Regions from separate parts of the Mus musculus genome. Here all the other regions are linked to region 3. Evidence: chromatin loops called from intact Hi-C (ENCODE). Cell type or tissue: heart. All regions are shown on one strand.

Region 1 (8,000 bases), 330 kb before region 3:
CTTCCCAGTACAATTGGCTTCACATGACACTGCCTTTCATCTCCCATAGCCACAACTCACACATATCACAACACATGAACATAATAGAAGGAAAAACTTTGTGAAAACATACGTGTTGTTATACTCAGTGTTGTCTGTCCACTTCCAAGGGTGCTCTGACGACTCTCTGTGCAGGCCAATCCAGGAATCAAAATTCGCCTTGTATCTCATTAGGAAATTCTGTCATAAAACACAAAAACCAAGAATACATGTGTCTCTTTGTTTCAGATGATCCTGGAATCTCTCCACTCCACAGATTCCTCTAGAGATAACAGGAGGGTGTAACTGAGGGTCACATTACTCAGTTCTGGGTTAACCTCCCATTGCAGTTATTAACAGTTGCTTCCTTCTGTACACAACAAGTGCCAGCATATGGGAAAACACTGATGACCACCAGGTATCCAGTAAAATGGCATATCTGACCTTCCAACTGACTATGAACACTTCATGAGAGAAAGTTTCTTGACTGTCTCAGGGCTCCAGTCAGAAGTCAAGCATCAGCAAATGGCACACACTCACATTCCCTATGTCTCCATGTGCTTGGGATGGGATCCTTCCTCAGGCCTCATCTGTAACTCTCTATCTCAAGGCAATATAATATTCAACAGAACAGACAGACAAACCAATCCCTGCCCATTGCTTACCAGCTCATCCTGGTTGTCAAACCGAGCTAGTTGGGCCTCTTGTGCCATGCAGAAGGCCTGGGCGAATGTCCAGTTACTTGGGTATTCAGAAAAATAAAAACATTTATTTTCAACTCCAATCCAGTTTTGCGGGCAAGCAGCATAGGTCTTGTTGACTGGGATCTGTTCTGTCTTTGTTGCTAAAATGTAGAGAATACAATGGATCATGGCAAGCAGGTCTTCTCTCGTTTTGGCACACCCTCCTGAGCTCAGCTGTGAGGTGTGAATCTGATGATAGCTTTCCTAACTGATCTGATGGGCCTTTAACTAAAGGCCTCCCACCGTGGGCCTGTGTCCCATTCTCTCTCAGGTGCTCACTGTCAGTAGGGCTCCCAGGAAGTGCACTTCTATAACACTATATCACTTCTATATCACTTTCTGAGCTTTTGGATGACCATTGACTACAGTAGGGATTGCTACAGCAGCAAGCACTCTGTAGGGACACCTACTGACACCCAGCCTGATAATTGAGATTGCTGTGAGAACTTTTGTGTAGGTAGTATATACGGTGCAGACACATTGCACTAAAGGATGACTTCAAATACTTAAGAGGACAGTGCAAGATTGTATTGCACTATTCTGATATTGTGGTACTAAAATCCTATAAATTTCTTACTTCAGAAACTTTCCATTTAATACTTTGAAAATTCAGTTTAGCCTGGTAACTAAACTAGGTCATGGTGGGAGGCACTGTATCTTCCTGGCCATATTACTCTTCCCTGTCCTCACCTTTGAGGTTCCTACTTTGAAATTTCCTCTCTTTATTCTCTGCCTTGAACAGTTCCCCAAGGAGATTTATGTCCCTGACATCTCAGTTGAGAGCTTATTGAATGTCATCTTCTCACAGATGCCAAGCCAAGACTCCTGTGTACACCACAGACTGTGTGTTCCTTCACTGCACCTTCCAGCTAGAACCTAAGTTCCCAGAGAACAGGAATTTCCAGTGTGATTTCTCCAGAGCCCTTCCCACAATGCCTGGGTCACAGTGGTCAGTAAGTATAACTGACCTTGTGAATGTGGACAAAGTGTCACATAATTTGGAGAATAAGTCACTTACCTGACAAAGCAACAGAAAGAGCAATTACAGCTACAGTGAGGACCATGATCACTCCATAGTAGCAGTAAAGCTTAGCACAAGACTCAGGGGAGATGGTTCCGTGCCTTTTTCCTTGGAGAATTTTACCTGAAAATATAAATATGAGAACACCAATCTCAAAAAACATTTAAAGAAAAAGAATTATCTGTAGATTTGGCTTGTATTCACCCATTGCAAACCCCTTCACAGAAGGTCCTGGTTTATAAATGATGTCTAATGCTCACAGAAGACTAGATGAAAGGGAAACATGGAGTCTTCCAGTCATTGAACAAAGGGCCAATGAAGAAACAAGAAACAGAAAGAGTGAAGATCAGGCTGAAAGCAAACAACATCCAAGCTATTCATAGATTTTGCTCCCTAAGAATAGACTGGCTAGGACTGAGAATAACACTGAGTGCCAAGGATGGGGACAGACTGGGATCAGCAGGAGGCTGCAGAGATGGCTGAGGAGTTAAGATCAATTGTTGCTCTTCTAGAGGACAGGAGTTAGCTCCTAAATCTCAGCTCCTAAAGGGGCACCTCATAACCACCTGTGTAACTCCTGCTCCAGTCAACGAGACAAACAGGTTGGTACACTTTTATATTTCCAGTGCTAGGGAGGCAGAAGCTGGAGTCAGGAGTACAAGACTAGCCTTGGCTACATTAGAAGTTTGAACTCAACCTGGACTATGTAAGGATCAGTCTCAGAGAACCTAGTCAGTAAATAAATTAATAAAGGCACATAAATGTAATAGAACACACTGACATAACTAATGGATAAAAATATGGGAGCATTTTAACAAGCTTACCAAAATCATGTGAAAAAAATAATATTAGTCTAAAATAACAAGAACTCTTAACAAGTTAGGAATTAAAGGAACACATTTATGGTTATTGGGCATTTCAAAAACTCAGAATGGTAATTTTATTTATTTAGAGTTCTACACCAGCATTTCTTATATGATATTAAGAGTAAGATTTACAGATAATCCTCTGTGTTTACACCAGTATAATTCTGATACTGTCTGTTTCCTTCTAATATGTAAACAGGAATTTTGCTGTATACACACAGATCTCCTTCTAAATTCGAATGTGTTCCATAGCACAATTTGAACATAACTTTCCTGTCTTTATTTAAAAGTAATGTTGGAAATGATCTCTCAAAAAACCCAAAGAAATGAAGTATTGCTGGCCTGGTTTTTAGCTTACTTAAAAACTGTTTCAATGATAAAACAAGCTACTGCTTCAAAGGAGTGAAGTTGTGTAATGCCTGCAGCTAGTTATACAACAGCTGCACTTGAGACAGGAGCTCCACATTCACAAGACAGGCTTCAAAATGCCTGCAGCTAGCTATGCAACAGCTGCACTTGAGACAGAAGCTCCACATTCTCAGGAAATGTTTCCAATGGCTAAATATTTGTGTATTTGATTTTAAAAAGTCAACCCTGCTGAGGCAGAGGGAGCAGGAGTTCCAGGCCAGCTTGGGGTAAAGTATGAGACTTTGCCAAAGAATCAATCAATCAATCAATCAGTCAGTCAGTCATCATCATCCTCAGTAATAATAATTTATTATAATTTATTATTATTATTATTATTATTATTATTTCAGAATACTTGGTTTAAGTGATAAACATTAGCATTTGTTGGGAATTTTGTATTTTGATAGATGTCAATCTTACTTTCTCAAAATTCAGTAGTCTTTCCACAAATTAAAAAAAAAAAAATTAATGTGAAGAAACAGGAATGAGGGGGAAAAGGAAAATAAAGGAACACAATATAATGGAGCATAGACAGTTTGAAACACAAGAAACACAATTTTGCTTCCTTTCTGAAGAATTAAGTAGGAAACCCCATTATATTCTTTTTCTGTAACTTATCAAGAGCTCAAAACAGAAAGGATTTGGTCCTGAGTAGGTTCAGCGCCCCCCACCCCCACCCCACCCCAAGCCACCCCCTTACAATTCTATTTTAATTACAATGGATCTGCAAAACACAAGCTCCAAGCTTCCCAGGCAACTTCTGCCACTATGCACATTGCAAAGCTGTTGTCTGAGTTTCCTTCACTCAGGGACTTAAAGCAAACGTTTACTACAGCAATTTGATGTAATCCACCAGACTGTAACTTACCAGATCCCTGGGAAGAGTGGACTAGCAAGCTAAGTACAAAGCGAGAACGCTGTGGCTACAGCTCTGGCAGTTAGAAGGTGACTCGCTGCTCATTTCTCTTGCCTGAGAACTATTCGAGTATTGTATGCTCCGATAGAATAACTAATGTAACAACCTCATAGCTAATCCCGACTGCATTCTCCTGCTCTGCAGACCCACAGTGACGGGCTCACAGACGCCCTTCTGTTCTTAATCTTTTGTTCAAGGTTCAACTCTTTTGCCTTCCTGCCCTGTTTGAAACTCCTCTCTGCCCCTCCCATTGGTTCAAATACTATTGAATACTTACCCACTTCTACCTCCTGCGGGCTGCCTGTGGGACTAAGCATAGGTAGGGAAGCCTTTGTGACACACATCTCAGAGCTGAGGAGCTGAGTTTCCACTACAGGATTGAAACTTGAAAGCTGAGAGGCACAAATACGTGGGGAGGTTTCAGTATTTAGCTAATCCTGTAGCTCCTCCTTTCTGTACATACACACACGCTTGGTTGGCTCAGGGCCTAACAAAATCTCATTGGGAAACGCATTTCAAGGTCAGGAGCCACACTGGCGCCATCTGGAGACTGACTTTCCTGTTTGCTTCTGGTTTACTTTGTGTTTCGTTTCTCTTTCAGCACACTCTGATTTAGAAACATAATTCAAGCTGACCTTACTGAGGTCACAGGGATTTTCTTTTTTTTTTTTTTTTAATATTTTTTATTAGGTATTTTCCTCATTTACATTTCCAATGCTATTCCAAAAGTCCCCCATACCCTCCCCCCCCCACTCCCCTGCCCACCCATTCCCACTTTTGGCCCTGGCGTTCTCCTGTACTGGGGCATATAAAGTTTGCAAGTCCAATGGGCCTCTCTTTACAGTGATGGCCGACTAGGCCATCTTTTGATACATATGCAGCTAGAGTCAAGAGCTCTGGGGTACTGGTTAGTTCATAATGATGTTCCACCTATAGGGTTGCAGATCCCTTTAGCTCCCTGGGTACTTTCTCTAGCTCCTTCATTGGGGACTTTGTGCTCTGTCCAATGAATGACTGTGAGCATCTACTTCTGTATCTGCCAGGCACTGACAAAGGCCCTCAGGAGACAGCTATAGCAGGCTCTTGTTGGCATCTGCCTAGTGTCTGGGTTTGGTGGTTGTTTATGGAATGGATCCCCAAGTGGGGCAGTCTCTGGCAGTCTCTTCCTTCAGGCTCTGCTCCAAACTTTGTCTCTGTAACTCCTTCCATGGGTATTTTGTTCCCCCTTCTAAAAAGGATTCTGAGCTTCTGGGCTAATGTCCACTTACCAGTGAGTGCATATCATGTGTGTTCTTTCCTGATTGGGTTACCTTACTCAAGATGATATCCTCCAGATCCATCCATTTGTCTAAGAATTTCATGAATTCATTGTTTTTAACAGCTTTGAACCTCTTACCCTTTCTTATCACAGGCCTGCAACAGTTCTGGGAAACAGAGAACCCTGGGGAGATCAAAAAAACCAAACAGATTTTACTGCGTAATAAATATTTATATCCAATAGTCACATTCAACTATTTGAAACACTGGAGAGTTACCCATTTGGCCCATTAAAAAACTACTTTATTTCTTGAGCGGGGCATATCTATGCCACAGCATATGTGTAGGAGTCTGTCCTCTCCTGCTGCCCTGTTCTCCTGTGATCCAGGCCAGATGGTCAGGATTATGTGGCAAGAGCTTTTAAGCCCTGAGTCCATCTCCTTTGAAAAAATACAACTGTAACTTACTTATTAATTTGTCTTGGTTAAAGTTTTGAAAGAAAGCTGTCAACTCTTTTTTTTATTACATATTTTCCTCAATTATATTTCCAATGCTAGCCCAAAAGTCCCCCACACCCTGCCCCCCACTTTCCTACCCACCCATTCCCATTTTTTTGGCCCTGGCATTCCCCTGTACTGGGGCATATAAAGTTTGCGTGTCCAATGGGCCTCTCTTTCCAGTGATGGCCGACCAGGCCATCTTTTGATACATATGCAGCTAGAGTCAAGAGCTCCGGGGTACTGGTTAGTTCATAATGTTGCACCTACAGGGTTGCAGATCTCTTTAGCTCCTTGGATACTTTCTCTAGCTCCTCCATTGGGGGCCCTGTGATCCATCCAATAGCTGACTGAGAGCATCCACTTATGTGTTTGCTAGGCCCCGGCCTAGTCTCACAAGAGACAGCTATATCAGGTTCCTTGCAGCAAACGCTTGCTGGTGTATGCAATGCTGTCATTGTTTGGAGGCTAATTATGGGATGGATCCCTGGATATGGCAGTCTCTAGATGGTCCATCCTTTTCTCTCAGCTCCAAACTTTGTCTCTGTAATCCTTCCATTGATGATTGTTTCCAATTCTAAGAAGGGGCAAAGTGTCCACACTTTGGTCTTCGTTCTTCTTCAGTTTCATGTGTTTTGCAAATTGTATCTTATATCTTGGGTATCCTAAGTTTCTGGGCTAATATCCACTTATCAGTGAGTACATATCATTTGAGTTCTTTTGTGATTGTGTTACCTCACCAGCTGCTGTCAACTCTTTAACGTATGCAAATATAGGAGTATTTCTTTATAAAATATTAGCACTTTTTCAACTTCTGAGTAGAAACTACTTTTTCAAAACTAGGACTTCCTAGATCAGCAATTAGAATTCCCCTGGGTTCTGTTCCTGGGAACCACACTGTGTAGCTCATAACTGCCTATAACTCCAGCTGCAGAGGACGTGTTGCCTCTGCTGTCTGAAGGCACCCACATACACATAAATCTGAAAGAAAGAAAGAAAGAAGAAAGAAAGGAAGGAAGGAAGGAAGGAAGGAAGGAAGGAAGGAAGAAAGAAAGAAAGAAAGAAAGAAAGAAAGAAAAGAAAGAAAGAAAGAAAGAAAGAAAGAAGAGAGGGAAGGAGTAAGGAAGGGAGGGAAGGAAGGGGAGGGGAGGGGAGGAGAGGAGAGGGGAGGAGAGAGAGAGAAAGAAAAGGAGGGAGGGAGGGAGAAAGAGGAAAAAGTGGAAGGGGAAGAGAGAAAGAGAATACCTGGCATAAGTTAATTCATCTTGGAAGCATGTTCAATATCTTGTCCTCAGAAGAAAGATATTGTTCTCTGTAGTTTTAAAGACAGATTCTCACTGAATCCGGAGCTCACAGATTAAGTTAGGCTAACTAACCAGCAAACTCCAAGGACCCACTAGTCTCTACCTATCTGAAACTGAGTTTACAGCTCATGTTACCAGGCCCAGCTTTCTTATGTAGGTAAAGAGGGACAGAATTCATATTCTCACACTTATGTGGCAAGCACTTTTCTGACTGAGCCATCTTCCCAGGCTCTGAAGATGATCCTTAAGAAAAATATATGGAATATGATCTTTGCCTTTTGAGAGAAATAGTTGTGTGCAAAAGCTGTTAGGACCTATTTCATGAACTGGCCCCAGTCTCCATTCTTGCTTGCCAACATAGTGAATGGATCTAAAATTTGTGTGAAAAGTGACATCTTATGTGAAGTGCTAGGATTATGGTAATCGGGCTGGTTAAAGAATAAAAACTTGGAAGGACATGGAGGCACAACACCTACAATCCAGGCACTGAGGAGGTAGAGGCGGGAGATGTCACCTGTACTTTACAAATGGGAACAGAAGTGGTTAATAGATAATAAGGTGACCTCTGCACTACCTGAATGACCACAACCACACCAGATCCTTCCCAGACCCTTAAGATGTCACATGTAGTCAATATAGAAAACCCACCTTTATGAAAGAACTCACAAGTCCTTTGCAAAGAGTTCAATGTTGTCATGTCTTAAGCTTTATTGTGCATGAAGGGTTGAGTTTATTGCCACTAGAAAATGTTTGTCTAAAATTGGGCTGTGTTTAAATATGCCTAAAATAATCTTTCTGGTATCAGACTCTATAAGTCTGAATCATCACCAGCTACTGAGTTATGCTAAACTAGACCTTCATGCTTCACATGAATGGTTATTCTACTGCTTATGGTGGTCACAGAAAACCCACATGTAGTTTCTCTAATAATCATAATCATAACAATTACAATATATTCATCTCTACTTTT
Region 2 (8,000 bases), 210 kb before region 3:
GGTTGGTGACATGCCCAGGGAGTCTTATCACTGACTACCTCTCTATCATGCCAAGCCACACCTGGGGAGATTGTGTTTTGCTTGCGGCAGGTGCATCAAAAGGCCAGGATGTTGATTTATCTATGGCCAGATCTTAATTGCTGCAAGCAAGTCTCATGGGTGAAGGTAGAGGTCTGATCCCCAGTGTGCAAGCATAGGGGCCCTACACAAAACCATCCCTTGGGCTCATCACCCAGAGAGGTCTTGGCCAACTCCCATGTCGTTTTTCCTGGGGGAAGGGAACTAGGACACTGAACCTTTATGCAATCAGACATGCCTTCCACAGGATGCCAACAGCAAGCTATCCTCTGTGCAGTGCTTAGCCTCGCAACCCATGGCATAACGCAGCATAATTTCTTTTAGAGCAGCAAACCGAATCTGAGGAGATTGTCCCGCCTCCACTGCAGCAAAAGCCTACGCTACTATGGCAAAAGTGCGGGCCCGCACACTCTGTACCTAACACATGTGTCAAACACACAACACACACACACACTATAACAAGCATACATCCCAGGGCTCTCATCCCCACTCATCTTCCCTGAAGCAAGGGATAGATAGCCAGAGGGACTATCTCTTTAAGGGGAATTCAGGGATCAAAAAGGCATTGAAAAATTTGAACGTCATGTCGAGCTGGTATTGGCTTCTGGAACACCAAAAGGATCTCCCATCTCGGCTCCATCGTTTGTGCTTGTGGGACCATCCACCACATCCACAGGGGCAACTGGATCAGGAGCCTCATTCTTGCAGCATCTCACCAATCTCTCCGGCACCCAAAGAGGTTCCATCTGGTCCTGTGGAAACACACAAACAGACCCTCTCGCCCACATCAACACCTGATCTGGTCGATCCCCAGGGGAGATGGACACAATACCTCGTGGTAATGAGACCATAACCTCAATCACCTATGTGTCCATCTGGGGAGTCAATATGAGAGTCAAGTTTTCATTAACTTCCTTCTGTTGGGCAATGATTTCCGTGCCCTTATAGCAATGTGATTCACCTGCTCAAACACCTGCAGTGGATATCCTGTTTGTTGTTGTGCAAATCGACCTTGACCAAGCAGCATATCCCTATCCCATGCTGGATTTCCTGCAGCAGAGTTAGCCACTGCCTGTTCATTTGTAAATTCAATAAGGAAGGCTTTCCAATCTAAATACTGCCCAGGTGAAAGGTATGCCTTCACCAAGCCTGCCCAATCTGACTGCATCATACAGTGTCTATTCAAGGCCTCTACTTGAGCCACAGTATAGGAGGCAGTTAAGCTGTACATCTGCACAGACTCAGCAAAATTCCTGATTACTTTTTTTTATTATTATTTCTACCAAGGCATTTTTTTAAATTAGGTATTTTCCTCATTTACATTTTCAATGCTATACCAAAGGTCCCCTATACCCACCCCCCCAATCCCCTACCCACCCACTCCCCCTTTTTGGCCCTGGTGTTCCCCTGTACTGGGGCATATAAAGTTTGCCAAGTCCAATGGGCCTCTCTTTGCAGTGATGGCCGACTAGGCCATCTTTTGATACATATGCAGCTAGAGACAAGAGCTCCGGGGTACTGGTTAGTTCATATTGTTGTTCCACCTATAGGGTTGCAGTTCCCTTTAGCTCCTTGGGTAATTTCTCTAGCTCCTCCATTGGGGGCCGTGTGACCCATCCAATAGCTTACTGTGATCATCCACTTCTGTGTTTGCTAGGCCCTGGCATAGTCTCACAAGAGAGAGCTATATCTGGGTTCTTTCAGCAAAATCTTGCTAGTGTATGCAATGGTGTCAGCGTTTGGAAGCTGATTATGGGATGGATCCCTGCATATGGCAATCACTAAATGGGCTCCTAATATCTCTGCCCTGCTTGGTCAGTGAAAATAGGACATCCCAGCAAGGAGAGTCTAACCTCTTTCCAGACCTCCGGACAGAAGGTCTGCCCATAGACGGCTGACGAGGACGCATAGGGAGGGGGAGCAGAAGCTAATTCGCCTTCCTCCTCTGCCTCAGCTCTTTTATTTTGTCCTTTCTGTCCACCTGATAACACTGTGTCTCCTTTCTTTTTCCTTTTTCTTTTTAAGCCCTTCTCCTCTTCCGACATACTCTCGTGTTGCTCTGTAAGGATTTTCTGACCTGTCTTGACTGCCTCTACACACAGTTTCAAACAGTAACAGAGTCCATATATCAGAACAAACAAGACCAAAACTATCAGACCTACCCACAAAGGGTCAATGGGAGAAAAAAAGCATAACTACACAGCGAGGATCTATTGATCACTATACTGAGGTTATCCTAGTTCCTTAACTTGTCCCAAAACCGTGACCCTTAACTTGTCCCAAAACCAGGAACCTTTCGTTACCTTGTGCCTGCTTCTTGGCAACTTTATACTTGCCTCTATTTTATCCGAGGTCCTCCCCAAACTCCTGGGGTCGCAAGTTTCACTTACCTTGAACTTACCCTGCCTGCAACCACTGACTGCTGAAAGTTCTGAATCCACGCCAGATCCTTCTCAACAGTCTGTTTTACGGGAACCTTTATTAACCCCTTCTTCTTCGTGATGCAGTTCTGAATCCTCCCTGTAGCAGGGGGTCTTCGCTCGTGCCTGAAGATGTTTCTTGTCCCCTTGTCCTGGGTCCCGGGTTTCGGCACCACTTCTTGCGCATGCCCAACTGGCCAGGAAGAACGACGCTGCTACAGGATCCATCTGCACACGTTTATTCAGTCCTGTTTCTTCTTTCTCTATATCTCCCCTGTTTATATCTCTCCCTTGTTTATATCTCCCCTGAACCCTGGGCCTCTCACTCTTTTATACTCTCAGTTCCCATCCACGCACAGCAGGCCACGCCACCTCACCAGGTACGCAGCTTCAGCTAATCAGGGCAGCAGGGGCATATCTCCATCAAAATGGATTCACCAGTATCCTGGTACACCTGCGCAGCTCTCACGATGGTTGTGGCTTATATTCAGGTGAGGAAGTCAGGTGCAAGTCATAAGACTTAGCTGCAGTCCCTGGTGCCTTTGGGACTGCCAGCACACCCGCTCCTCACAGGTTCATATTTCAGTGGTAACAAGATAGGTTTGTTTAGACCAATAGGCTGGATGACTCCAGTGGCAGCTTTCTTTTGAATAGTAAATTTGTTGCCTGGGTCTGGACCATTTAGGTATAACCTGACTCCCCATATTCTACCAGCTTCTAGATAATGATCTTTGGCTTCACGCCAGGCCCTAACCTTTATGGATTTTGGATGGTACTGCTTATGACCACAGAAGGGTGCTGATGGTTTCCTTCATATCACTATAAAGGGATCAATGGATTGTACTGCTTATGACCACAAGAGGGTGCTGATGGTTTCCTTCATATCACTATAAAGGGATCAATGGGTCCCCAAGAGGACTCAATTTCACTATGGCATCAAGAACAATGATATTTGCCTGGCTTCTGGCAGCTCAGGGCTAGGGGGCAGAGAGAGTCAGACAGGAAGGCATAGTACTGGATAAACAGGAGCCCTTTCTCTTCACCAGTGGATCCACATCCCCAGGAGTATTCTCCTTCACAGGATTGAGCAAACAATTCCCCAATAGCTTCTGGATGCAATATTTTACATAAATCTACCTGGAAGGTGGGTTGAGTCTCAATGGATAGATTGTCTATGAGCTCCCTGGTTCCAATCTTTCTTAATTTCCATGACTAAAGTCCTAACACAGGGGTTTTAGGCCTTTTCCACAGGGAGACAGAATAGGACAACCAAAAGTATAGTGACCATATCACTCTTATCCATAGAACAAAGGGCATGGTAATGACCCATCTGTTATGTCCTACCCTGTGCCCACAGTACCCTGACTGAGATGAAAGATGTGGCCCTTGAAAGACAAAATATGGCTCAGGACTTCCAAGACCAAGTTCTCAGCACTAAGGTGAATTGTCCCAGAGATTGAAAGCAGAGATAAGTAACAGAGACAGAAGATAGGAAAAGAAGGACAAGGGGAAGAGAACAAATGAAAGGAGAGAATGGGGACAGGGGAGATAGATAGTCAAGGGATATTTGTCAAAGAGTGGGACAAAGAACTCTCTCTGTATAGAAAAGAGACAGATACAGCCCATAGGAAAATGGCAGCTTATAAAGTTACAAGGGAAAACAGTATAGAATGAGGTGTCTAATTTTGATCAGACAAGTTAATTAGGTCAGTCAAAGTGGGAATTTGGTTTCTGGACTTCAATATTTTGATAACTTTAACTTATTAGTCAGCCTCAGGAGAAGTCAGTTAGCAAAGAAGAAAACAGATCTTGGGAGCTAGATTTGTGAATATAATCTAGTGACTTTGTGTTGTAGGAAATTTTAAAAATGTGAACTGACATGTTCTTGCACTAGTACCAGCAACTGACGGGCCACAGGGCTCCCGCAGGCCATCTCACTCAATGGTCTCTCACCCTGCCAACTCTGCGGTGGCTCCCACCCACCCAGTTCCTCTTGCTACTATGCAAAGCCCTAAGCACCCCACAGTCTGCCATCACATCACCCAATTATCTGGTAGAATTAAAACTGTTATGCTTATAGTTAACCAATCAGATTTATATATCAATAAAATCAAAATTTACAAGATGCCAATACAATAATTTCAGAGCCAATTGATAATAATAAAAAGCTTTATCCCAATTATTCTAACCTTATAGTTTCATAACTGTGGCTGGTTAAAATCCTGTGACAATTTTTAGCAAGGCAGGATGAATGGGGAGAAGGGGAAGGCTGTTAAAGACATATTCCCATGCTCAAGCTGAACAGAGTGCCGCTTCATTACAAGTTTTTTGTTTTATTATTGGGTCACGACATGTTAGGTAGGCATTGTTCTTACTGAATGAGTCATGCAGAAATTGGTGCATTGTTGTTAAGAGACCCAAAGAAGCTGGGTTGCTAAATTGGGAAGAGCAGGCTGTTTCACTTGCTGTACCACAGGAAAATGTAGTCTGTGAAACTGGACGAGGATATAGATTCCAAAGAATGGCTGGTGCTAGTGCTGTAGTTTTGGAGCAGTCTGTAGTTGATTTGAAAACTGCTGGGACAGACAGACTAAGGGCACAGGTAATGTTAAGTAGTTTAGGGGAATTTTATTTTATTTTATTTTATTTTATTTTATTTATTTGGGGGAGAGGGTGAATTATTTTACCTTGGAAATACATTTGAATCTTTTAGGTTTATGGTCCCAATAGTTAGAAACAGGAGTCCCAAGGCCAGTAAGAAGGCCCTGAAAAGGGGGAGAACCCAGGAAAAGGAGGAGAGATCCCAGAAAGAGGGAAAGATCCGAGGAAAAGGGGGGAGATCTCACCCTAAGGCATAGGCAGTATGCAGGAAAGCTTAGTCTGTTGGTTGGCAGAAGTACATATCTGGAGTATTGTTGTGTCCGGCCAGCAGACCACAACCTGGGTTCTAGCCTGGAAAGGCATTTTGGAAACCTGGAAGAGAAGAGGGGCTAGGTGGCGAGAGAAAAGAATGTAGCCAAGACAGTTACTCTGATCAAGGCTCAAATTTTATTGTTGCAACACTAGTTATGAAGGAAGGGGGAGGGGACCCGATTCCCGCCGAATAATCTCTGGTCCAGTAGAAAGGTGCACGTGTGTGGCTCCGCAGGTTCCAGCAGTGGGCGTGGCAGGACGAATGAGCAGGAAGCTCCACCCCTGAGCAAGCAGGTTTCAGGCTGGGGGAGGGGAGACTACATTTCCTCCCTTTTATTAACAAAACTTAAAAAAAAGAAAGAGCTGGCAGGAGGGGGAAAAATTATCTATGTTCAATAGTTCTGCCTGGAATCTAGGGCTAAAGAAAAAACCTGCTTTTGTGGGATTCCTTAACTTTTCTTATGGTAAAATGTATCTGGCTAAGACTGTCCTTTCTTAATAAACAACTAACTGAAAAGCCTGGAGCTGTAGGCTCTGACTTTATAATGCTAATTAGTACTTGGTAGGTAACTTTCTAGTTGAATTTTAAGTAGGGCGTTGGAACTCTGGCTAAGTTTGACTGAACAAATGTGAAATACACTATAATAACACTAAGTTGATATTTCTCCGCTTTTTTGAATGATAGGTGGGAAACAGGGAGAAGGAGTTCGACCGGCTCTTGTAGTACAAGGCCAATTGGCTTTTTTATTTGGGTGGGAGGCAGTGAAGGGCTTGCCCTTTCAATAGTACGTCTCCAATCTCTCTCCCCCCTATTGATTAAGTTAAATAAGGCAACGCTTAACTGAGGTGATCAAATGATTTTCTCATCCATAGATGAGTGGGCTTTTAACCTTGGCTTGGGTGGACATGGACCCGATTCCTCCCGTGGGTATTGATAAAACCCACACATGTGGCTCTGGGTATCTTTTGGGGAGGCGAGGTAGAGCCGGAAAATATTTTTTATTTTTAACCAAAATTTGGTACCAACCTCTTTCAAACCGGGTTTATCTCACAGGAAACTCAGAAATGGTCAAGCCGGACCTTCCCTTGCAGTATCTCTGCACCAAGCGGTGCCCATACTGAATTTGTACAATCACAAACCAGTATGCACAGTTTTGAGTGCTGTGCAGCTCCTAAAGGAGAATTATCAACCTCAGAATTAGCAAAGCCTAAGCAAGAATTATGTCGTTAGTAACACCACGATTTGTGGCTAAAATAGGAGCTGGAAGTCGTTCCTCCTCATCCCTGTTTTTTCCACAGCCTAAGGACACCTTGCAGTAACAGCAAGGGTGAAAAGCCAGAGGTCAGCTAAGGGGCTAAGCCTGTCTATCAAAATAAAAACCAATCTTTATTAATATAGAAATATCTACTCTTCTAGCCCTCTAGGTAAACCTAAATTTTTAACTCAGACTGAAAACCACGTGCTGGAAATGTCCTTGGAAAGGAGATAACAGCAGCCACCTGTGTGCTCTAGGGGCGCGGGGATGCACATCCGCTGGTCTGCCTCGAGAATGTTGATTTACCTGCTTGAAAGACAAAATCTCGGACAGTGAGAAAGTAGGAAAGCAGAACTTCTTTTGGGGAACTCTAGGTACTTTATTTAAATGCAAATTGTAAAGCTGAGGCTAGTCTCCGGCCTCCTGTCGGGAGCTGGCTCAGAGAGTAGCTTTTTTCGGAGCCTGAGTCCTCAAGCCGACTTTTAAGCAAAAGAGGAATTTTAGTCCTCAAGGTGATACTTTAGAAGATTTAGAATCTGTGTTCATCTAACAAATTAATTTATCTGGCAGCCACTGCGCTCTATCTTCATCTCGTGAAAAAACACAAACTGAGTCCCTACCCCAAATTAGAACTGGATCTGGACCCTTCTATTCGTTAGTCAGGGGGTCCTTCTATTTTACCAATGTATTAAGTGACCAATTGCTCTTTAATAGCTTTTTCCACTAGCTGTAAGGCCAGCAATCCTTCTGAGGTTAGGGATCTAGGGGAAGTGGGGGATGTGCTCTGAATTAACTTGCTAGGTAATTTAGAATATAGGAATCTCTAACATTGGACTGAATATTAGGACCAGTCTAAGATTGAGTTAGAATGGCTGGTCACACTGAAGAAAGGAGAAAAATCATTATGACTCTATTAAATGACTAATTTTACTAAGTCTGAATATACAGTCTCTGATGTACTATTGCCATAAAGTTAAAAGGCTAGAAGCTAGTCTAAACTGGAAAAATGACAAGTAAGGATGGATCTAAAACATGAATTTAATTTAGTTTTTTAGTCAATTCAATCAGGACATGAGTCAACTTACCTACCAGCTCGTCACACGAATTTACTAATATGCTTCTGCAGCGTTCTGTGGAGAAAACCTGTTTTTCCCTTTTCTAATAAGGTAGCTGTTTTAGGATCAATCTATAAGCCAATAAGTAGATCCCTTTAAGATACTATAAAGCATTTATTAAACTCTTGACATTAAAATATTAGATTTTGAAAATAAAGGTAAGACTTTAATAGTGTGCATGGGAATGCACTAAATAGCATGCACGGGGATACAATTTC
Region 3 (8,000 bases):
AAAAGATATAGACATCTAAATTACAAAATGAAATCATAATTATTCATCTTCTTATAATACTTAATTTTTTAAGTACATTTTTTAAACGTTCGTAGTCCCTAATAAAATAAAAACCTACTAACTGGATAATATAAAAGACTGGATGTTTTTCCGGGAGAAGCTCTGTTTATATATTTACAGGATTCTATAGTGCCAGACCAGCTAATTGTGCCAGCCCTTTTCCATAGACAGAGACATCCACACCTGCCCCTTCCTTCAAGCCTACTTCAGAGTCATCATCATCCTCAGACTCTTCACTGTGCCAGAGACTCCAGCAAAAGAAGACAGACACTGAAGACATGGTTCTAAATGTCCTCTTTAATGTCTTCTATCATCTTCATGAGTTGTGATTGTAGGTCAGAATCTTGCTTTTCAGGTGTGTTAGGTTATCCATGGCTTGTTGTGATGGGAGAACTGGGTTCTTATGGTGTCGAGTGGGATTGGTTTCTGTTGCTAATGTTCTTGTGTTTACCATTTACTATCTGGTTATCTCTGGTGTTAACTGGCCTTGCTGTCTTTGACTAGCCTGTCCCTCCTTGTAGGAAGGTAGCTCTCTGTAAGATGGGTGTCAGCAGGCCTTCTGGGAGGCAAACAGTGCTGTCTCTGGTTAGGAGGGCCTCCTGTGTCCCTGGCTCCAGCAAATCTCCTGTGACCCTGGTTAAGGGAGACCTCCTGAGAGCCAGGCTTTCTCTGGGTATGAGCAGGTTAGCGGGCCAAGTGAGCTGGAGTTCCTGGTCTGCCTCAGGTGAAATTGTGGACAGAAAGGAAGATGAGCCTCCAGCAGGGAAATAGTTCCTGCATCTGTTGGGCCTTGTGGGGACCCAATTAGGCCAGGTATTAGGGTGGGGAAGGGGGTCTCACCTGTGATCGTAGTTATGATGGAACTCCTAGAAGTCAGGCTGTCTCTAGGTATGAGAGGGGGTCTGGAGCACCCAATCTGCCTCAGGCAGACTTGCAAAAATGGTTTTTAATTACAGCAACTTCACATACTTTTCTGTCAAGGTAAGATGACAGGTATAAAGTATTAAATATAAAGTACATATATACACATATAAAGGATATGTATAGTATAAAGGGTATATCTCATATAGATGTCATGTACAGTATAAAAGGCATTTATAGTGTAAAGGGTACATTTATATTATATATAGTGTATATAGTACAAAGGGTATTTGTAGTATAAAGGGTATATATTGTATAAAGGTTATATATAGTACAAAAAGCATATTTGTATAAAGGGTATATAGTATAAAGGGCATATATAGTATAAAGGACATATATAGTATAAAGGACATATATAGTATAAAGGGCATATATAGTATAAAGGACATATATATTATAAAGGGCATATATAGTACAAAGTTTAAAGGGTTTGATCAGATGCATTGGATGGGATAATGCAAATCCCTCCATCATGGTGTCTGGTCAATGCAGACAATAGCAGATGCTGGGTCCACAGTGGAGTGGACTAATCCCAAGCCCTGAAGGGAGAGAAGATGGCAGGTATAAGATGTCTGGGCAGTCATGAATATGGTTCTCACCTGGTAAGTGGAATGGTAAATCAAAGCAGTGTCAGCTTGTCTGGCCGTATATGAAAGCTGCAAAAGACAAAGAAGCCAAGAGAGATGGACTGAGATGGTGACAGGCACAAGAGGAATTTCCTCAGAACATGTCAGTAGCTCATAAGAAGGAAAGGATGCTCTGAAACTTTCTTAAGAAATATAGAGGGGGCTGGAGAGATGGCTCAGCGGTTAGGAGAACTGACTGTTCTTCCAAAGGTCCTAAGTTCAAATCCCAGCAACCACATGGTGGCTCACAACCACCCGTAATGAGATATGACACCCTCTTCTGGTACAGCTGAAGACAGCTACAGTGTACTTAATGATAACAAATAAATCTTTGTAGCTGGGCGGTGGTGGCACACGCCTTTAATCCCAGCACTCGGGAGGCAGAGGCAGGTGGATTTCTGAGTTCGAGGCCAGCCTGCTCTACAAAGTGAGTTCCAGGACAGCCAGGGCTACACAGAGAAACCCTGTCTCGAAAAAAAACCAAAAAAAGAAAAAAAAAAAAAAAAAAGAAATATAGATAACTTATCTATAAATCTTATTCTTTAAAAAATGAGCTTAAGTGGATTGTAATCGATTATTCCTCTGCCCGTGAAATGAGCCCATATAAACCAGATTAGATTATATTAAAGGTGGGTTTGTTGGATATGTAAAACATGCGCCTCGGTCCCTTGTCCCTGGGCCGGAAACCAAACATTTCAGCCCTTTGTAGGTTATAAATGATTGAGAGTCAGCAGCATAATTGTCTGAGGGCTTCCTGTTGACATTAGGGCTCTGCAGTTATGGGGTGTGAACAAAGGGCTGGGATGCTGGCCAAGTCTGAGGAGGAACTGCTTGCTTCACTGTTGTCCAGGCTGTGGGACCATCTGTGGGTAAGAGCGGGAAGGCTCAGTTGAAGCAGTCTGTGAGGCTGGGCCAGAGCACCTGTGGGTAACTGTTTTGGAGCTTTGCTGGATGCAGATTCTGAGAGAACACCTGGAAGTTAGGGGCAGAAGATAAAGGTTAGAGAGAAAAACGTTTTTGGGGGTGGACATTTCAAACTCTTAGGCCCATGGTCTTGGGAGTTGGAGGAGAGGTGCAGGTCCCAGGATAGATCCCATCCGCAGGAAGAAACAGACTGTTAGTCGACAGTCCAGTGAGAGGTAGATTCAAATAAATTCCCGGAAGCTTACAAGAACCTTCTTAAGTTTACAAAAAGATAAATCCTTCGAAACTTGCATTTACCCACCTCAGAACATCTTCTTAGACCTTTAAACACTTTCTTAGACCCTTACTTTTTGGGAAGCTTTCATATTCCCAGACCTTACATAAACTTTTCCTATCCAATTATTTACCATGAGACACAGGTTGTTGATCACTGGGTTCAGACCCCTCAAAGACCTGAGAAGGATACTATAATCTAAATGGCCCATGTCTCAATTAAAATGACTGACTGACTCACCCATTACCCAGACAATCACCCCACTAGGATCCTGTGATGTCCATGGCTTAGTGGGGGGACACAGGTCACAGAGACAGATTAATCATTAGCTGCCAGGCCGGGCTAATCTGAGAGGCCTTCCTGTGGAGGAAGAACTGGGGAAACTGATCTTGCTTTGACTTAAGTAATGCAAGGCATGCCCAGTGCCCCTATTTGTCCACAGTTAAGGCCAGGCCTCAGGAGCAGGCAAGGCAGTTGAGCAATCTTTCTTAGTGGCTATCTTGCCACAATCCAGCTAGAATCCCTTCTTGTTGTGTCCATAACTTCTTGGAGACATTGGAGTTCCATTGCTAGGATTTGGAAGTCTGTCATTTTAAGCATCTTAACTTTAAGATTTTAAATGCCATATTCAGCAGGGCTCTGACAGGTTTGAGTGCTAGAACCTACTAGGCATATCTGGGTTAGAATCTATGTCTGTTTCTAGTTATCTTCTCTAAACTGTACATCTAGCAAACATAAAACAGGAGGCTAAATAAAGTTTTAATCATTAACTGCATCAGTTCTCAACATGACTTTAAATATAATTCCAAACAAATGAAAAGATATGATTATTTATAAGGTTAGTGGCTATCAACTTGTATTTCTTAGCTATACTAGCTTTTATGAGCCTAGAACCATAAATCTTATCTCAATTTAAAAGTATCTTTTGGAGACCTACTTCCTTGCACCTGTGCTGTGGCCCTTAAGAAAGATGGGAGTGAAACTATAATTCCACCCTCCTTATGCCAAAGTCAAGATGGCGACCAGTCACGTGATGATTATTTTCCTCCTGACAGCTTGGCGGGCCTTTTTTTTTTTTTTTAATTGGCTATTTTCTTTATTTACATTTCAAATGTTTTCCCCTTCCCAGGTCTCCCCTTCTGAAACCCCCTATCCAATCCCCCTTCCCCATGCCTCTATGAGGGTGCTCCCCCACCCAACCATCAACTCCCGTCTTTCTGGCATTCCCCTACACTGGGGCATCGAACACCCTCAGGCCCAAGGGCCTCTCCTTCCACTGATGTCCAACAAAGCCATCCGCTGCCACATATGCAGCCAGAGCCATAGATCCCTCCCTGTGTACTCTTTGGTTGGTACTCCTCCAGAGCACCGGGAGGTCTGGCCTGTTGACACTGTTGTTGCTCCCTACATGGGGCTGCAAACCCCCTCAGCTCCCTTTCTAACTCCTCCATCCCGGACCCGTGCTCAGTCCAATGGTTGGCTGCAAGGATTTGGCGGGCATTTTTAAATGAGCAGGCCAAGTCATTCACCATCATCATTACAATCAGTACTGCTGCTTCTGCTGCTAACAATGCTGAGGTCACACTGGACAGAGGGAAGTCGGTGAGGTGGAGGAGGGCAGGGCTAGGCGGCACCTGGAGCCCTGTGCTCACGGGGAGTGGGAGAGAGGAGAGAGTGCAGTTCCCAAAAGACCTGTACATGGGGAAGTTCAGGCTATTGGTCTATACACCTGCAGAATATTTTAGGGTCACGAAGGATGTTATGGTAATGAGTGCCCCCTGGTGGCTGTTTATACACATTGTGCAAGGGATTTTAATGACCAAGTCACAGAACAAAGAAAGACAGATGGTCTGAGACAGCCCCAATTTAGATAGAGTGTGTAGCAGATACCCCAAGGATGACTGAGGATCAGCTTTAGACTCAGTGTTTGCCCCCCACCCCCAGCCTTGCTGGAGACCCAAGGCCTGTGATGCAGCGTCTCACGTGATAGCCTGGGTCTCACTTGATAGCCTGCGGTGGAACTGTGGTGGGTGGGGAAACCCTGGAAAGCCATCTCCAAATCCAAAGGCTCTCTGAAGCAAAGACCTGGTCTGTGTTCTGGAATAGTCAGGCTCGCCCTGCTAAGGCCACAGCTTTGCAGAGGCTCTCGGGGCCCTGGACCTGGGAAAGGTACCCGGTACCTCTTAGGCTATGGCTGGGAAATGGTGACTTGACTGATCTCAAAGTCGATCTCCTCAAGCTGAGAGTAATGAAGAAGAGGTCTCAGTCCCCTGGGTGGGGACTCAACTTCTCCTGGGATTTCAGCAACATCGGAAAGGTTATTTCTCCTGTTAGTGAAATGAACCAGTTCGAGAATGTACTCATTACAGTGACATTTAGTGAAAATTGATGTCCTGTGGGAATCAACCCAGAAGCATAACAACTTCAAAAAAGGGTGAACAGTAATTGCTAGCCCCTTTCAAGCCTGTGAAAATCAAAGTTTCTGGAAAGAAGCAGAGACTTCCACATAAACTTCTGTAAGGCTGATTAGAGCTTTAGTGGCCGCTGAGGGTTGGAAATGCTGTGAGCCACTTTTATGAGCCACTTTAGACCTCTAGAAAAAATGAGAGAGAGAGAGAGAGAGAGAGAGAGAGAGAGAGAGAGAGAGAGAGAGAGAGAGAGAAGCAAGGAAGGAAGAACCATTTATTTTATGCACATTAGTGCTTTTCTTGTATATATGTATGTGTACCTTGTACATGCCTGGTACTCCTGAAGGTCAAAAGAGAACATCAGATCTCCCTGGAGAGGAGTCATCTCTCCAGCCCTCCATCTTTAGCCCTCACAATAACTGTTGCTCCCCTCTGTCCCTGACCTTTCTCGCCATCGAATAACTCAGAAGACTAGCTCTCCTTGGCATATATTAACAGACAGGTAGCTTCCACCGATCCAAAAACAGAGAGCATCACCAGGTAACATCTGAGCCTATACCAACGGCTCCCACTTTACTGTAACCATGTCTCTCACATCTCCACCGATGTGCTTGACAAGTGTCTTTGGGTGTGGCTTCCTTTGCTCTATTTTGGGTAATCTAAATCTGTGTTTCTGGGCATAGTCACTCATTTTGTCTCCAGAGTAAATGCTTATTCCCTTTGAAGTGAGAATTGTGCTTCTGCTCACAATGAAGAGTGACTCTGGGGACTTGATAGAAGAGCACACTGCCACTGTAGGAGAGGAGAGGCAGAGAAGAGAGAGAAGAGAGATTAGATACCAGCAAGCTGAGATTGCTTTATTGGAATAGAGAGGGGCCCAAACTTTCCATGGCATGAAGGTTGAACACATTTACAGGGGATGGGGACATAGGTGTTGGTGTGTGCATGTCTATATGTGTCTGTGTGTGTGTGTCTGTGTGTGTGTCTATGTGTGTCTATGTGTGTCTGTGTGTGTCTGTGTGTGTGTGTCTGTGTGTGTGTCTATGTGTGTCTATGTGTGTCTGTGTGTGTGTCTGTGTGTGTGTCTGTGTGTGTGTCTATGTGTGTCTATGTGTGTCTATGTGTGTCTGTGTGTGTGTCTATGTGTGTCTGTGTGTGTGTGTCTGTGTGTGTCTGTGTGTGTCTGTGTGTGTCTGTGTGTGTCTGTGTGTGTCTGTGTGTGTGTCTCTGTGTGTGTGTGTCTGTGTGTATCTGTGGCTACCAGGAAGATACAGCTGTGTTTGTGGTTTGATTGGAAGCAGAATACGTTGTTTTCAGTACCCAGGCTCTTACCCAAAATATCCCAACTCCGGTCAGGTGAAAAAGAAAAAGGACAGAGAGCAGACACCATTTGGGGAGGCTGCTGTTGGGTCTCAAAGGTAGGGTGGCCATGTTGGGGTTAGATAAAAGCTGCTAGGTTTTGGAACATGAAGAATATAGCGATGCTGTGAGTGAGGAAGTTGGTGAAACAGCTGAAAAGCAGGGACCAAACAGTAAAGTTAGCACAACTGCAATGATTGGCCATCCGAAAGTGTGATCCCCAGTCCCCAAGCAGCCAGGTGTCCCTCCAGAAAGCACTGCCTGCCTTTTCTCTGCGTTTAACTCCTTCTAACAATCACTTACATCACTCTCCCCAGGTCGAGCTGATTCTCCTCAAAGCGACACTCTGTCCTCCTGTCTTAGCATTGATTAAGTTCAGCCCTCTGTGGTTTTGCATGGGCCACCACAGCTGGAAATCTATTTTAGTTTGTTGTCAAAGGCCAGCTTTGACACCACAGGATAAATCAAGTCAGGCAGCAAGGTGTATCCTCAGCGATTGGGGTTAGTGCTGAGAGGAGCTGGTGGATGTGGGGGGGTCAGTTCAGATAGTGACCAACGAGGGTTGCTGCCTATGCAGCCAGCGATTAGAGAAAAGAAAAGGAGGGAAATCAAACACACACACAAACAAACACACACACGAACAAACACACACACACACACAAACACATACACACAAACAAACACACACACAAACATACGCACACACACAAACAAACACACACACAAACATACACACACACACAAACAAACACACACACAAACATACACACACACACACAAACAAACACACACACAGTGGGTGAAGCAAAAGCAGGCTCCAGCGATTTATTTTTTTTCTCTTAACCCTCTTTTGTACCCCTTTAAAAAAGTTTTCTATCTAAAAAGAAAGTTACCTCATAGCCACAAGTTGAGCAATCACCACAAAAACATATTAAAATAGATCAAAATCGTTACACAAGGGGAAATTACAACAGGATTGTTGATTATGTATTTCTTTTTTGAAACTTATATCTAGTTTAAAAAATTCTCATCTATCTTTATTTCCACAAGCTCACTGTAACCCCAAAGCAGCAATTCTTTTGTCATTGATTAACAAAGTCTGAGCAGGTCAAGTCTAGAGTAGCAAGGGTGTCCCTGTGCTATTGATTGATGTTGGTCGTAGGTGCAGCCATAGACAGAGAAGCTCAACAAGATGCTAAGCCTTCATTTTCTGAAGGAGCAGAGGGGCCCAACCTTCCCAGGAAAGACTGACACCCAGCTAGCTCACATCAGTTACCTTATTTAAACACCAAACAAGGTTAACTGGGTCTGGGAAAGGTTCCAGCTACCAAAGTTATCTTGCCCTTTGCTCCTCAGGATAGCAGACAACACACACAAATCTCAGTCCCTTTTTAACATGGCTAGTCATAATCAAAAGGAAGAACTCCG

Evidence for each region. A loop is a pair of places that touch in the nucleus more often than their neighbours do. Peaks named below come from ENCODE experiments on the same cell type or tissue, not always from the same donor. Only the 100,000 strongest peaks of a DNase experiment are listed, where the experiment ranks them.
Region 1: it touches region 3 in a loop (3-fold over the local background); 14 of 42 quality-filtered maps call a loop at or near these places.
Region 2: a loop joins it to region 3, with 10 times the contacts of the local background. A loop is called at or near these places in 31 of 42 quality-filtered maps.

What each region holds. Positions count from the first base shown.
Region 1 is chr6:129,176,997-129,184,996 of GRCm38, reverse strand. Clec2d (C-type lectin domain family 2, member d) reads right to left here and starts at 4,382. Exons shown (of 5, transcript NM_053109.3): 1 at 4,250-4,382; 2 at 1,780-1,905; 3 at 684-862; 4 at 113-219. The coding sequence starts at 4,316. In heart, CTCF peaks have their summits at 4,309 and 4,514 (motif pointing left); DNase peaks (open chromatin) are centred at 3,126, 4,296 and 4,966; H3K4me3 peaks cover 1,017 bases; H3K27ac peaks cover 931 bases.
Region 2 is chr6:129,062,533-129,070,532 of GRCm38, reverse strand. No RefSeq gene overlaps it. Among named protein-coding and RNA genes, the nearest start is that of Klrb1f, 21 kb to the right of the region's middle. In heart, a CTCF peak has its summit at 3,335 (motif pointing right); no DNase peak of the experiment used is centred here.
Region 3 is chr6:128,850,839-128,858,838 of GRCm38, reverse strand. All of the region lies in intron 2 of BC035044 (cDNA sequence BC035044), which reads left to right. It overlaps Gm34849 (a long non-coding RNA gene), which reads right to left and starts at 1,806. Exons shown (of 3, transcript XR_378059.1): 1 at 1,581-1,806; 2 at 901-1,033. In heart, CTCF peaks have their summits at 2,461 and 4,595 (motif pointing left); DNase peaks (open chromatin) are centred at 2,418, 4,138 and 4,508; H3K27ac peaks cover 386 bases.